Linked DNA regions of Homo sapiens: all the other regions are linked to region 2. A link is a contact called in ENCODE Hi-C or POLR2A ChIA-PET data. All regions are on one chromosome and are shown on one strand. Each heading gives the region's core, a stretch centred on a gene start or an enhancer-like site at or near the end of the contact. The rest is flanking DNA. Distances are from core to core; before and after follow the strand shown. Region 1 overlaps LGALSL-DT (LGALSL divergent transcript). Region 2 has its middle 33 kb from the start of VPS54. Region 3 has its middle 18 kb from the start of LINC01805.

Region 1 (4,550 bases), core at 1,402-3,901, 350 kb after region 2:
TTGTGCCTTACCTTCCATAGGCTTAATGGTTTCTGAGACGTGGCAGCCCAGCCAGGGATTGCACTTCCTGGCTCCCCTTGCATGTAGGTGGAGCTATGTCATACCTTCTCCTGTGGAATGTGATCAGAAGAGACAGGTGTCACTTGCAGGTCAAGATGGTTAAGAAGAGGGTGTGACTTGCCAAAAGATAGAAGCAACTTGGGTGTCCATCATGGATGAATAACTAAACAAAGTATGGTGTATACTGCAATGGAAGGAAATTCTGACACCTTCTACAACATGGATAAACCTTGAAGACATTACACTAAATGAAATAAGCCAGTCACAAAAGGACAAATATTATATAATTCCACTTATATGAGGTACCTAAGACAGTCAAATTCATAGAAACAGAGAGTAAAGTGGTGGTTTCCAGGAGCTGAGGGAAGGAGGGAAGTGGGGATTTCATGTTGTTTAATGAGTGCTGAGTTTCAGTTTGGAAAGATGAAAGAGTTCTGGAGATGGATGGTGGTGATAGTTGCAAAACAGTGTCAATGTACTTAATGCCACTGAACTGTACACTTAAAATGGTTAAAATGGGACATTTTATGCTATGTATATTTTACAATAGTTGAAGAAGAAAGAAGAGGAGGAGCAAGAGGAGGAGGAAGAGGAGGAGGAAGTGGAGGAGGAGAAGGAGCTGTGACTTCTCCATATCTGCCAGTTGGAGGTGGAGAACTTTTAGGCCATAGGATGAAAGAACCACACAAGGGAAATAGCCTGTGCCCCTCAATCACCACATGACAAAAGACCCTCACTGACTAGGAATCTGACATTGGAATCTTATTTGAGTGATAAATAGACTTCCAATGTGTTAAGTCATTGAAATTGGGATTCAATCTGTTGCAGCAGCTAATAGAACCCTAACACGACCCACAGCTGATATTCACAGCTGATGTGGGAGAATGGCTACCGGTGCAGCAGGGTCCCCTGTGAAAGAGATAGGGGGTAGTTTCAGAAATGGGCATGGTTTGAGACAGAGAAGACATTTCTGCTGAGGGCCCAGCTTCAAGTTCAGCAGTTCTCAAAAATTAAGTCACAACCCTTTGTCTGCAAGGTGGCTTCCAAGGACTTTGTTTCTAAGGTAACTCAGAGGAGCTTACCTCCTTGAAAGACATGTCACCCATTCTGGGTTAGGAACTGGGTGTGGGCTTGGGGTATGGAAGGTAGGGGAAGAAGGAGACTGTGGTCCTCAGTCTGTGAGGGGTAGGCATGAGATCAGTCCCCACATGCTCTCATAGGCAGATCATGCCCTGGGTAAGTGGCTCTGCCATTCCATTTGAGTGGCAGCTCCTTAGCTGAGCATAGCATTGAAAGAAGGCAGGGATTGCCGTGTCTTGTGCTGAAAGGACAATTGTCAGTAGGATATATACCATGGCTGCTAGCTGTGACCAGAGCTAGCCACAAACTCCATGATCAGCAGCAAAGGAAGTCCCAGCATCAGGAGTGTAGAGGAGGTGAGAGTGACCAGGACAAGCTCTGGGGCTCAAATGGGGCTGTGGAATTTCAACTGCAGCTACAGTGTGTGGAAGGACTTTCCTGGCTGTCCAAGCCCCAGTCCCTCTGCCTCTGGCAGCGGTCTGGGACCCCCTGGGCATGGCAGGGGCTGAGGAGCCCCACAGCCTCCAGGCATGCATCTGAGATGGTTCCAGTAGCCCAGGAGACAAGGACTGACCCTTGGCTTTCTCATAAGCATCCTGGTAACCTGGACTTCTTGGGCTCATCACAGGGAAATGACCCTGGGAAAGAGAGAAAGCCATTCTTGCCAGAGGGGAGATGAGGCTAGAGCCAAACTCACAGGACACATAAAAGAGATGCAGCCTCACTTCATCTCTCAATTTTGCAAAGAATTCACCGTTTTAATGAATTAGAGCAATTCAAGGTCACCCTATAATAACAATGCTCTTACTTACATGCATTCTTTCTTTCCTCCTAAGCTAGAGAGGAAGAGGTGAAGTTAGGGTTTGGGAGCTGGGAATTGCAAACAAATTTGACAGTTGTGGCCAAATCTCGCAATGTGCATAGGGGTGAGTCATGTAGGTAAAGGTCATGTGAGTTACATTAAAATACAAGTTGAAAATGATTGGTTTTATAGGTTTTTATCAGAGATTTAATGTTTATTAAATGTATGAATGTTTCCCTGTCCCTTATAGTGTAAGATCTCCAGAATTCTCCCACAGTGGCCATTAACACTGCTGTGGGTTCTTACCTCTCTTTAGCTTGTCCCTGGCATTCACCCTGTAATGTGACACCAGGTTCTGAGGCCTCCAGAGATGACAGACTGCAGAACATTCAAAGAAAAAGTAAAACACAGACCCTGCCTCTCTTTGCATCCCGTCTCTTGGAGTTTCCTGGAGTCAGTCCTCCATCTTCCTACAAGGTGGTGTCTGTTTCTTTCTCTCACTCTGGATTAATGTTTGCGTTTTCCTTCACCAAAGCCCCAAGGGGAGACATAGCACCTTGCCCAGGGTCTGAGCCCTATTTACAGAAAGCTGTTTTCGCTTTCCTGACATTTTTCACAGTCTCTTATGCATCCTCAGCCTGGGCCTTGTACAAATACTAGCTGATAAACATCTGATGCCAGTCTTTGAAATGGTCCAAGGCCACCTGGGTCCTGCTACCACTTCCTGGGGTTGATCCCAGGATTAGGGCTGAGCAACAGCCCCTCCCGGCCACCTGATCTGGGCAGGGCCCTGCTAGGAAGGGGAGGTCTGGCTCTGGCTATTGAAGGCTGACTCAGGGCAGCCAAGCCAGGATTCCAGCTCCCACAGCATGAGGAGTCCTCTCCTCTCCCCTCTGCTCTCTTGCCAGGATGATACACCCCTGTCTCCCACTGTCAGCGCTCACCTGCATGGGAAGCACTCGCTGGGTCACGAGACTATTTTCCCATTTCCTTCAGCACCAGTGGCTGTGGTGACTTGAGGTCATTTAGAGACCTGCCAGCTCAGTCTCCTCTGTCCTTCTTGCTCTCTTGCTGCCTCTGGGAAGGGCTGAGCTATTCCTGACACCTGGAGTAGGACAACAGCACGAGGAATCCACGCAGAGCTGAATATAAGCAAGCTGGGCTCCTCATGCATGACAAAATGCAAGCTCATGAACCCTCTACGTGCCTGGAAAGGCCACTGTCCCCAGGATGTCTCCATATTCTCCATTTGGGGGTGGGGAGGCTTATGTTCTCACCTCTGGCTCCTAGTTTCTGCTTCCACTGAGTTCTTTCAGTTTGAGTCACTTTGCCATCCCGTGTACACTGTCCTGGGTCTGCACTCAGATGTGGAACTCAGACCTTTGCCTTGATTTCCACAGAAAACAAACCAAACACCCGTCTAAGACTTCTGTTTAGGCAGCAGACTCTGTCAAGGGCTGCTCAGCCAAGAGGATTTACACTGCAGCAGAACAAACAACTTCAAGTGGGGTTTTTGATCTTTAATGATCCTCTTTGAGGCCACTCCCAGCTCCAGAGATTTCCCAGGGATCAGACCATGCCCTGTTGCTAACGAAGCTCATGTTTTCACAGGTTGATGAACGGCCTATACTGGAACAACTACTGGGGGGCTTGGGGGGTCTGCTCTGTGTGTGTGTGTGTGTGTGTGTGTATAAGAGAAGGAGATGGTGGGTTTTATTTGTTGGCTTGTTTCTACTTTGTTTTGTTTGGAGACTTGGTTGTAAGTGAACCTTTACATTTGGAGATAGGTGTCCTGCTCTTTGCAGTGCCCACTCACCAGAGTAACCTCTTAGACCCCATCCACAAAATCCAAAGAGTTGAAAAGAACACAAATGCTGTCCAGCTCAGGAGTCTTCAAGTATTTTGCTTGCATTGCATGTCCCCTAAAATAATGTTGGAACATTATATATCCCCTTTGACAGTTTTTTTTTCCTCCTCTACTCTGAAGGGATGCCTTAAAATTTTTGTGTTGGTATTTTAAATCTCATTTTGAGTTTAAATAGCTGAAAAATGTTACATTTTACTGTAAATTTGAAATCTTTTAACATTTTAACAGTTAAACATTTTGGAATAACTATAAGCCACTATTTAAATGTATCAAAATAGAATTGGAATGTTTTAGCAATTTAATATGTTCCATTTTTTTAAAAAAAATCACGAACAAGCTCTTCTTTAACAGTCAGAAATTTTACATTATTCCTTTTTTCTCCTTGAGTTTGTATTTCCACTCCTCTTTCCCTAAAGAACTTTATCCTGATATAATATACATTTATGATCAAAGTCATTTATTAATCGCCTTATCATTTCTCTTAAAATGTATACAAATTCAATTTTTTTTCCTTTTCTGTGACCATAAAGCTCTAAAGCTACGTTGTCCAATACTGATATTATGGAACACTCATTAGTTTCTCCTTCATCTTTGTTAAAATAATTGGATAGTGTTAGATTTGTAAAAGGATTAATAATCTAATTATTAGCATAATTCACTCCTTCAGCTCAAATCAATACTTTAACATTATCTCTTTGGACCCTCCACCAGCAATGAATAAGAGTTCCTATAGCAGCAAAG
Region 2 (4,309 bases), core at 1,520-4,019:
GTATGGGAGGAAGTGGTTGTTCAGTGACCTTGGAAAAGCCCAGTGCTGATGTTTTACAGCAGGTGGCAGCCTTTCCCTGGGAGAGAAGACAGAGCTAGTCTGATCTAATGCAAAATTGTTTAGGGTTTTATTGCTTTTCCTTGATAGACGTGTCAAGTGATTACCTGACCCTGAAGTTGAAATTGGCTTTATCACAGAGGGAAGAGAAGCAGAGATCCTAAGCCCTGGAAAAGGGAGTGTAAACTCACTTCTGGGGCTCAATCCCACAGCTGCTGCCTCTGAAGAAACTGGTGGCTGCCCTCAGGGAGTCTGGTCAAGTTCAGACACCACATGGCATCTCTGAGCAAGGGCCCACAGAGAGACACGGATTGGAGCAGGGAGACACAGATTGAAGCAGATCAACAATTATCCTGCTGTATTTTGTGAAGGAGGGCATTTGATAGCAGAAGTACCCCCCTTTCCATTCCAGATGTGTAAAGCAGCCTTTTTTTTTTTTTTTTTTTTTGAGATGGAGTCTTGCTCTGTCACCCAGGCTGGAATGCCATGGCGCAATCTTGGCTCACTGCAAGCTCCACCTCCCGGGTTCACGCCATCCTCCTGCCTCAGCCTCCCAATGTAGCTGGGACTACAGGCGCCCACCACCATGCCCGGCTAATTTTTTTGTATTTTTAGTAGAGATGGGGTTTCACCGTGTTAGCCAGGATGGTCTTGATCTCCTGACCTCGTGATCCGCCCGCCTCAGGCTCCCAAAGTGCTGGGACTACAGGCTTGAACCACTGCGCCTGGCCGCAGCCTTTTAAACTAATCTGCCAAATGGTTTTCTTAAGGTTATTCAGTTACTTGCATTCAAATTTGCAAAGTGCTTAATAAAAGGAAAGGCAGACTTGGTGGAGAAGCTTGATGCTGGAAATACATCCAATTTGTTTCTGAATTCTTTTTTGTCTTTTTTAATTTTTTGTTAATTTTAATTTTTTTGAGACAAGGTCACACTCTGTCACCCAGGCTGCAGTGCAGTGGCATGATCTTGGCTCATTGCAACCTTCGCCTTCCAGGTTCAAGTGATTCTCGTGCCTCAGCCTCCCAAGTAACTGGGACTACAGGCGCTCACCACCATGCCCATAGGAGTTTTCTGTATTTTTATTAGAGACGGGGTTTCACCATGTTGGTCAGGCTGGTCTTGAACTCCTGACCTCAAGAGATCCACTTGCCTCGGCCTCCCAAAGTGTTGGGATTACAGGTATAAGCCACTGTGCCAGGTCTGTTTCTGATTTCTTAATGGTAGGATTGTATGTATAATTTATCAATAAAGTGCTATGTAGAAAACATTATTCAAAACTTAGCGTAAATGAGTAGAGATTGACCGAAGTCCCTATAGATGAATCTACTTTATGCCTAAAGGAAATATGGGTGATTAGACAGGGATAGGAGCAGACAGAAATCAAGGGACTAGGTGGGACTATTGAAATTAATTAAAATTGAAATGAAAAATTCAGTTCCTAAGTTGCACTAGCCACATTTCAAGAGCTCAACAGCCACATGTGACTAGCGTCTACCATGTTGGACAGCACGGATAATTGACCATTTTTATCATCACAGAAACTGCTACCAGATAGCAGTGGACTAGAAGAAAAAAACAGGGAGTGTGGCCAAGTGAAAAGGTGAGTAGTTAAGAACAAACCCTCCCTGTAATGCTAATTATTGAAATACTAATTCCTAAGTGTGGCAGGAGTTTCAAATAGAGTATCTCATATAATCCTCATACTGATCCACAACCACAGTAACGCTGCTGACATTTGTTGAAACCTTTTTACTACTGCAGGCCAGGCACTAAAAACTCTGTTGAACTGTTTGGGCTCGGAAAACAATACCCTAAAACAAAGACCTCAGAAAGCAACCTCAGAAACAGAAGTTTTTCTTTGACCTTCTCCTGCCCTCCTGTCTCTTAATCCTTTCTCCACTGAGGCCAGCCGCAGAAACTAGAATCCCTCTTCCCGAAGGTGGGTCATAGAAACCAGAACCCCTTTACCCAAAGCTAGTCATAAAACCTACAATTTTACTCTAACTTTCCCTCCACCTTTCTGTATAAAAACTGGCCATGAAGAAATTATCTGACCTCCCTTATTTGACTGTAGGACATAAGACCCTGGTTCCAGAGAGGGTCCTGTCCCACACCCAGAAGGAAGGAATGCGTGCTCAGAGACGCCAAGAAGAATCTAGACGGACAGGCCTTGCTGGGTTTCCCCACTCCGGCCATTAGATCTTACCCTTTTTGTCCAGTCATGTTCCTATACAGCTGGCCATACTTTGTTGAACCTAAGCATAAAAATGACAATTTCCCCTGCGTGTTTTGGTCTTCATTCTGAAGGCTCTTGTGTATTCCCGTTAAATAAATTTGAATGTCTTTTCTCCAATTAGTCTACCTTTTTTGAGTTGGTTTTTCAGCAAACCTTCTGAGGGCCACGAGGAAAGCTCTCCCTTGGCCCCTACGTAACTTGCTGGTCTTTGCAAGAACTCAGTCAAGTTGGTACTATTATTGTTCCTATTTAACAAATGAGGAAACTGTAGCAGAGAGGGACTTTAGTAACTTATCCAAGGTTACCTGGCTTGTAAGGAATAACTGGGACTCAAACCCATGTCTTTCTGGGCTGTAACAATTACAGAGAAAGCAAGCAAGGAAAATACCTAGCACTCTCTTTATGTGAGTCAAATTTGCTTTTAAGCCACTTTTCCCTAAGGCAGGCCCACCTCTTAGATTTTCTGTCACATAATTGTCTTTCTGGCTGAAGAAGAAGGCATTATGCCAATTCTGAGAGAGTAACAATGACCCCCTGTTAGTCAGGATGTGAGCCGCTTCCTTCCCTCTAAAGCAGAGTCTGCTGCTGCACAAGGGAAGTTGGTTTCTCAGAAGCTCACCTTTGTAGACACAAGTCTGTTTGGGTGACATTTTTTAAGTAAAATATTCTTAAGATGAAAATGAAGACTAGAAGTGTACATGGGAGATGCTCTTTTCTCTAGGTGGTGAGATTAAGAAAAACTGTTTTTCTATTCATCCGTATTCTGTAACTTTTCTACATGAATATGTCTAAAAAATTTTTTTTAAAAAATCAAAGCCAGAGACTGCATGGGAAAAAATTGTGCCTTGGCTTTTGTTAATAGGCTTTTGATAAGATAGTAACTACTTTAGTACTAATAGCCAATAAAAATACATTTGGTTGAGTGCTAAATACTTTAAACAATAGCAGGGGAAGTGTGGAATTTAATTATAAGGTTAAAAAGGACACTAAACAATGTCCAGATACTCAGTGCTTCTCTGCAGATGGAGACACAGTTGTTTTGTGTTCATGGCCCTGTCTTTTAAATTTTTTTTATTTTTATTTTTTTGAGATGGAGTCTCGCTCTGTTGCCCAGGCTGGCATGTAATGGCTCCATCTCAGCTCACTGCAACCTCCGCCTCCCAGGTTCAAGCGATTCTCCTGCCTCAGCCTCCTGAGTAGCTGGGATTACAGGCATGTGCCACCACACCCAGCTAATTTTGTATTTTTAGTAGAGATGGGGTTTCTCCATGTTGGTCAGGCTGGTCTTGAACTCCCGACCTCACGTGATCTGCCCGCCTTGGCCTGCCAAAGTGCTGGGATTATTGGCTTAAGGCACCGTGCCCAGCCACGGTCCTGTCTTATGTCGCACAGTTCAAAGTGAGGCACAGGCTGGTAGATAAAAAACAGGGAAAGTCATGAATCACAATATTACTTTTATCATCAATTAGCAACAAATGGTCTCTGAAAACTAATAAACTTGGCATGGGGAAAGAGAGAGGTGATCTTTTCAAGCTACAGTGCATGTTTGTTCTCCCAGGTGAGACTCATTAAGTAGAAGCCATGTTACTGAGAATTTGCAAATATAAGCAGTATGGAGGCAGAAAAAAAAAAAAGAGGCTGAAAACTGGTCAGTGCTTGCTAAGGTTCTTTTCTCCTACAAAATTCTAAGATTTTGTGATCGTTTTAGTTTAGTAGTATGTCTTTATATACTTTTAAAGTTATGTACTCTTAAGTTTCTATACATTTTAAAGCTAGTTTTCCCTAAATTGATGTGCTGCTACAGGGTATCTTAGACTTTTAGTTAAATCTGTAGGTGAGTCCACTATAAAATGCTAGCCAAATGAAATGGTAGCCAAAAACATTTTCAAATACCTAAGTATCCAGAGTGAGTACAGTTTATAGGCTCACTCACTTTAATGGCGAAATAAAGGAATTTTAAGTACAAAAGATAACTCAGAGGAAGAATCAAGTGATAATACAGCACCAAGGAATCA
Region 3 (4,521 bases), core at 1,509-4,008, 450 kb after region 2:
AAACTTACTACGCACCTTTCCTTTCACTTTCTACCCAACTCTCCAGACAAATTCACAGAGAAATCCTGGCATTATTGTCATAGCAAAACACAGTAGAGAAGCCTTACTGTTAATCAACATGGGGATTAGCTAAAAAAACAAAATTGTGGGCCGGGCACGGTGGCTCACGCCTGTAATCCCAACACTTTGGGAGGCCGAGGCAGGCAGATCATGAGTGAGGAGATCGACACCATCCTGGCTAACACAGTGAAACCTCGTCTCTACTAAAAATACAAAAATTAGCTGGGCGTGGTGGCGGGCACCTGTAGTCCCAGCTACTGGGGAGGCTGAGGCAGGAGAATGGCGTGAACCCGGGAGGCGGAGCTTGCGATGAGCCAAGATCTCGCCACTGCACTCCAGCCTGGGCAACAGAGCGAGACTCCACCTCAAAAAAAAAATTGTGGTTGACCCCATTAAGGAATACTATGCAGCCATAAAAAAGAAGAGGAATGCACTGCGTGAATTAATAGGGGGAAATGTCCATGAGCATTCTTTTTTCCCAAGTAATTTTCCCAACACTATGTCTGGAGAGAGATGAATCCATTTTTTATAAAATAAAACAAAATAAAAACTATATAGATGTCCTGAGACCCACCCCCACCAAGAGTATGCCTGCAGAAAAACAGGTAGTCTGACTTGGCTAAGGTCCGAGCTACTTGCCTTGCTGGTTTGGATTGAGTATACACACTGGGTGAGTCTAACGGTGGACGTGGAGGAGTAGGAGAACCAGAGCCAGTTCAGGTGCAGGGAGGCTGGGAGAAGGCAGGCTTGGAAGAAAGAATGAGGAAGGGAAAAGAAAGGGCAAGAGAGACAGAGAGAGCAGGTGCTGTGGGGAGAGGAACTACTTCGGGGACATCCTACTGGCTACCCTGAAAATCATGGGAGTATTTTGGTGTGATCACCACTTTCTAAAGCCAGTTTTTCAGCTTGGAATATTTTTTTTAGCCACTGTGGAAGAAACAAAACTTCTCATCGAATATTAGGTTTATAAACTGTCAGAAGAACTTTATTTTAAAGCCACTGCAAAAGGAAAATAATTGAGCTGGTGTTTGCTGCCTAAAACACCAGAGGTCACATAGTATGGTCTTAAAGAAGAGAAACTCAGGGAAAGGAGGGAAAGAAGAAGAAAAATGCTTTGAACTTAATATGTATATATCTTCATGTGACTAATAAGAGGTAATTTTTGAGCCATTACCATCTGCTAAAATTACCTTTCATGACTGGCTAAGCCTTTATCACAAGCCTTTCAATTCATGCAGATGTAACAGGTTTACATTTTACATGGATAAGGCCCTGCAGAAAAACAATTTGACAACAATGGTGTCCTTATCCCTTCATAATTAATGACAACAGAGAAATCTGTATCTTGATGGATATCAGCACACATGTTTATCCTCATTCGAGACCTTCACCCCATTCCAATAGTCAGCTGTCAAAAGCTTTTTGTTTAGTTCATTAGGTTCTCACTTCAGCTTCCTTATAAGCAAAAACAGATGACTTACAACAGAAGATGGAATAAGCAAAATATTTTAGATCCGAGTTATTTGTTTCACAGATTTCATTTAATGTAAACTGATTCCCTTCATAAGGGGAGATAAACTCCTGGAGAGTTCTGTTGTTGTTTCTAATTTAAATATATTTTCTATATTTTCCAAAAGGCGTAAATAAATGTGTTTTAATTTGTAACCACAAAAATAATTTTTAAAAATAGTAGAGATCAGGCCGGGTGTGGTGGCTCACGCCTGTGATCCCAGCACTTTGAGAGGCCAAGGCAGGCGGATCACTTGAGGTCAGGAGTTCCAGACCAGCCTGGCCAACATGGTAAAACCCTATCTCTACTAAAAATACAGAAATTCGCCGGGCACATCTGTAATCCCAGCTACTCAGGAGGCAGGAGAATCGTATGAACCCAGGAAGCAGAGGTGCAGTGAGTGACAGAGTAAGACTCTGTCTCAAAAATAAATAAATGATAGAGACCAATCATAAAAAGTAACTGCTTTGTAAAAGCTTTAGTCCTCACCCTGATTCCCCACTGCTGCTGTGTCCTTCCAAAGAAGAATTAGCGTCTCCTCAAACAGGAAAGCTGATTTTAATGGTGGGCCCAATTGATGACTGAGTCTGCCTGGCTGGCCTGATGGCAGTCATTGATATCCATGGAAGAAGCCATGTCTTCTCAGGAGTTTCCACCATTTGTGAAGAAAGTACCTCAGTCAGAGCTTCAGGTGCCTCTAGTAGCCTCTAGCTGCCTTAGTACTTGTGAGGCCACAGCCCTGCTCATTTAGCCACCATGCCTCTGTTTCCCACAGAAGACAAAATATAAAGCATCCAAAAAGTGTATGTCTCAGTCAGGGTCCAGACAGAGATCAACGGGAGATTTAACACAGAGAACCAGCTACCAGGGTGTTGGAAGAGCTGAGATGCAGAGCAGGGGTCAATGATGTGACCCAGGCATCAGCAACAATTGGAAGTTGTCACCTGCTCTAGGCTGATGGGACAAACTTATTACCCGTGCCCAGAAGCCAGGGCTCCCTGGTGAGAACTGGCTGCACCGGCAGAGGAGCTGTCTCACGGGAGGTGGATGTGAAGGAGGCACAGTCCCTGTTGGAGAGGCCACTGGAAGCAGAGAAATGGGGAGAGGAAGGAATACCCAGGCTTCTTCGTTCCCCGCTCCATCCTCTCACAGTGCCTCCCATTAGCGGAAGTTCTCCAGAAGCCACTTGGCAAAGGAGCCTGAGAAAGAAAGGAGGAAGCACTGAGGCAACATGAGCTGACAGTTTCACTCTGTCCTTTCTTCTGTATTCCGAGTGTAGCCCACTCACTGTTGTCTCCCACTTGAGTCGTGCAGCATCCATCTGACTCGTCACCCCGCCTCCAAGACAGTCTCCACACCACCGCTAAACCTCCTCAGGGGCCTCTCGGGATCTTCAGGTGCAAAGCTACTGCACGGTCCTTCTGAGCTGACCCTGCCCCGCTCTACCATACCTCTTCCAATGGCCGCCTCACATCCTATGCTCCTGCCAGACTAAACCTTCTTATTGTTTATTCTTTCTTTATGAAAACATTCAAAAGAGCAAAAAGGCCCAGAGAGTAATACGAGGAACATCCATGTATCTACCATCAAGTCTAAACATGTAAAACTTTATAAAGCCTCTTGTGTAACCTTTCTGTGATTACACTTCCCTCTTTGATCCACTGCCAATGAAAACCATCATCCTGAATTTTATGTTTATCATTTTCAGGTATGTCTTCATGCTTTGATAAAATACATAAATATCCCTGAGTGATCAATGATATTGCAGGTTTTCAGGCATTATATATAAAGTATCATAGTGTGTGTACCCTTTAGCAACTTTTCCACTCAACATTACATTTAGGAGCTATATACCTGTGTATACATGGAGCCCTACATAGTTCACTTCTAACTGTTCCTTACCATAGAACTGTACTTACACTAGGTGGAATAAATTGCCTTATGAGTGTCGGACTATAAAATCAGTACACTATGGGTTAAAGCAGATATACATGAAGCCATCCTCAAAAGAGTCAGAATAGGTCTTAATATGATTAAACATACAAACATACCACACTGAGCGATATATCACTCAGAAAATGGTTGATCAGCAATGGAAGCATGGAAAACAGAGAGTAAGAGGAATAATCTTCAGAAGGTAGCTTAGTGTGTGGGAAGAGTCAGTTGAAGTGTCGTCAAGCTATAAAAGTTTGATGCTTCCTTCTCCACTGTAAAATAATAATAATAATAATAATAATAATAAAAAAGACCAGTTTAATCACATGGTTGAGAGCCACATTTTTCTCTTCCTTGGACAAGGTCATGCTGTGTTTGCTTCTCTTACTCTCTGTTTTTCATGCTTCCATTGTTGACGAACCCTTTTCTGAGTGACATATCGCTCAGTGTGATACGTTTGTGTCTTTAATCATATTAAGATCTATTCCAACTCTTTTGAGGATGGCTTCATGAATTTCTGCTTTAATCCATAGTGTACTGACTTTATAGTCTGACAGTCACAAGGCAATTTATTCCACCTAGTTTTAAGAACTTCAAGTGTAGATCATCCAAAATATTCACATCCTTTGATCTTGTAATTTCCATTTTAGGTAGTGGCGGCACACATCCTCAAACGTGCACTGGTGTAAATGTTGCAATGCTATTTATTATATCTAAAATTGACACGTAAATATGCCTCAATAGGAGACTAGTTACATTAATTAGGTATTTCCATTCAATTAAATACAATACAGCCACTAAAGAGGCTTCAATCGGTTTTCATTTATAGTACTTACATGGAAAAAGATACCTAACATCTGTCCAATAGAAAAAAAGCAAGTCATGAAGTAATATTAATAGTATTACTTACTTTTAATGTTAAAAATGTTTATATATGTTTATATAGGCAAAAAAAGTCTATAAATACACACGCACACACAAGTAGCTGGGCTCAGTAGCGTGCATCTGTAATCCCA

Evidence for each region. A loop is a pair of places that touch in the nucleus more often than their neighbours do. ChIA-PET counts read pairs that join two places held with the same protein, here RNA polymerase II (POLR2A). Pooled maps may share reads with other maps.
Region 1: a loop to region 2 is called in a pooled map of heart left ventricle, with 2.6 times the contacts of the local background. The contact joins two enhancer-like sites. A Hi-C loop is called at or near these places in 1 of 168 maps with a recorded cell type or tissue (endothelial cell of umbilical vein) and 6 of 50 pooled maps.
Region 3: a loop to region 2 is called in a map of pancreas, with 4 times the contacts of the local background. The contact joins two enhancer-like sites. A Hi-C loop is called at or near these places in 8 of 168 maps with a recorded cell type or tissue (chondrocyte, dorsolateral prefrontal cortex, ovary and 3 more) and 3 of 50 pooled maps. POLR2A ChIA-PET finds 5 or more read pairs at or near these places in 3 of 52 experiments (AG04449, activated B cell and activated T-cell).

The regions. Positions count from the first base shown.
Region 1 is chr2:64,398,265-64,402,814 of GRCh38, forward strand. LGALSL-DT (LGALSL divergent transcript) reads right to left here. Exons shown (of 3, transcript XR_002959392.2): 2 at 12-110. Among named protein-coding and RNA genes, the nearest start is that of LGALSL, 54 kb to the right of the region's middle. Within about 2 kb of position 2,652, at least 7 of the 41 ENCODE cell types and tissues checked have a DNase peak (open chromatin) inside an H3K27ac peak, as active enhancers do.
Region 2 is chr2:64,049,827-64,054,135 of GRCh38, forward strand. No RefSeq gene overlaps it. Among named protein-coding and RNA genes, the nearest start is that of VPS54, 33 kb to the left of the region's middle. Within about 2 kb of position 2,770, at least 2 of the 41 ENCODE cell types and tissues checked have a DNase peak (open chromatin) inside an H3K27ac peak, as active enhancers do.
Region 3 is chr2:64,502,338-64,506,858 of GRCh38, forward strand. No RefSeq gene overlaps it. Among named protein-coding and RNA genes, the nearest start is that of LINC01805, 18 kb to the left of the region's middle. Within about 2 kb of position 2,759, at least 2 of the 41 ENCODE cell types and tissues checked have a DNase peak (open chromatin) inside an H3K27ac peak, as active enhancers do.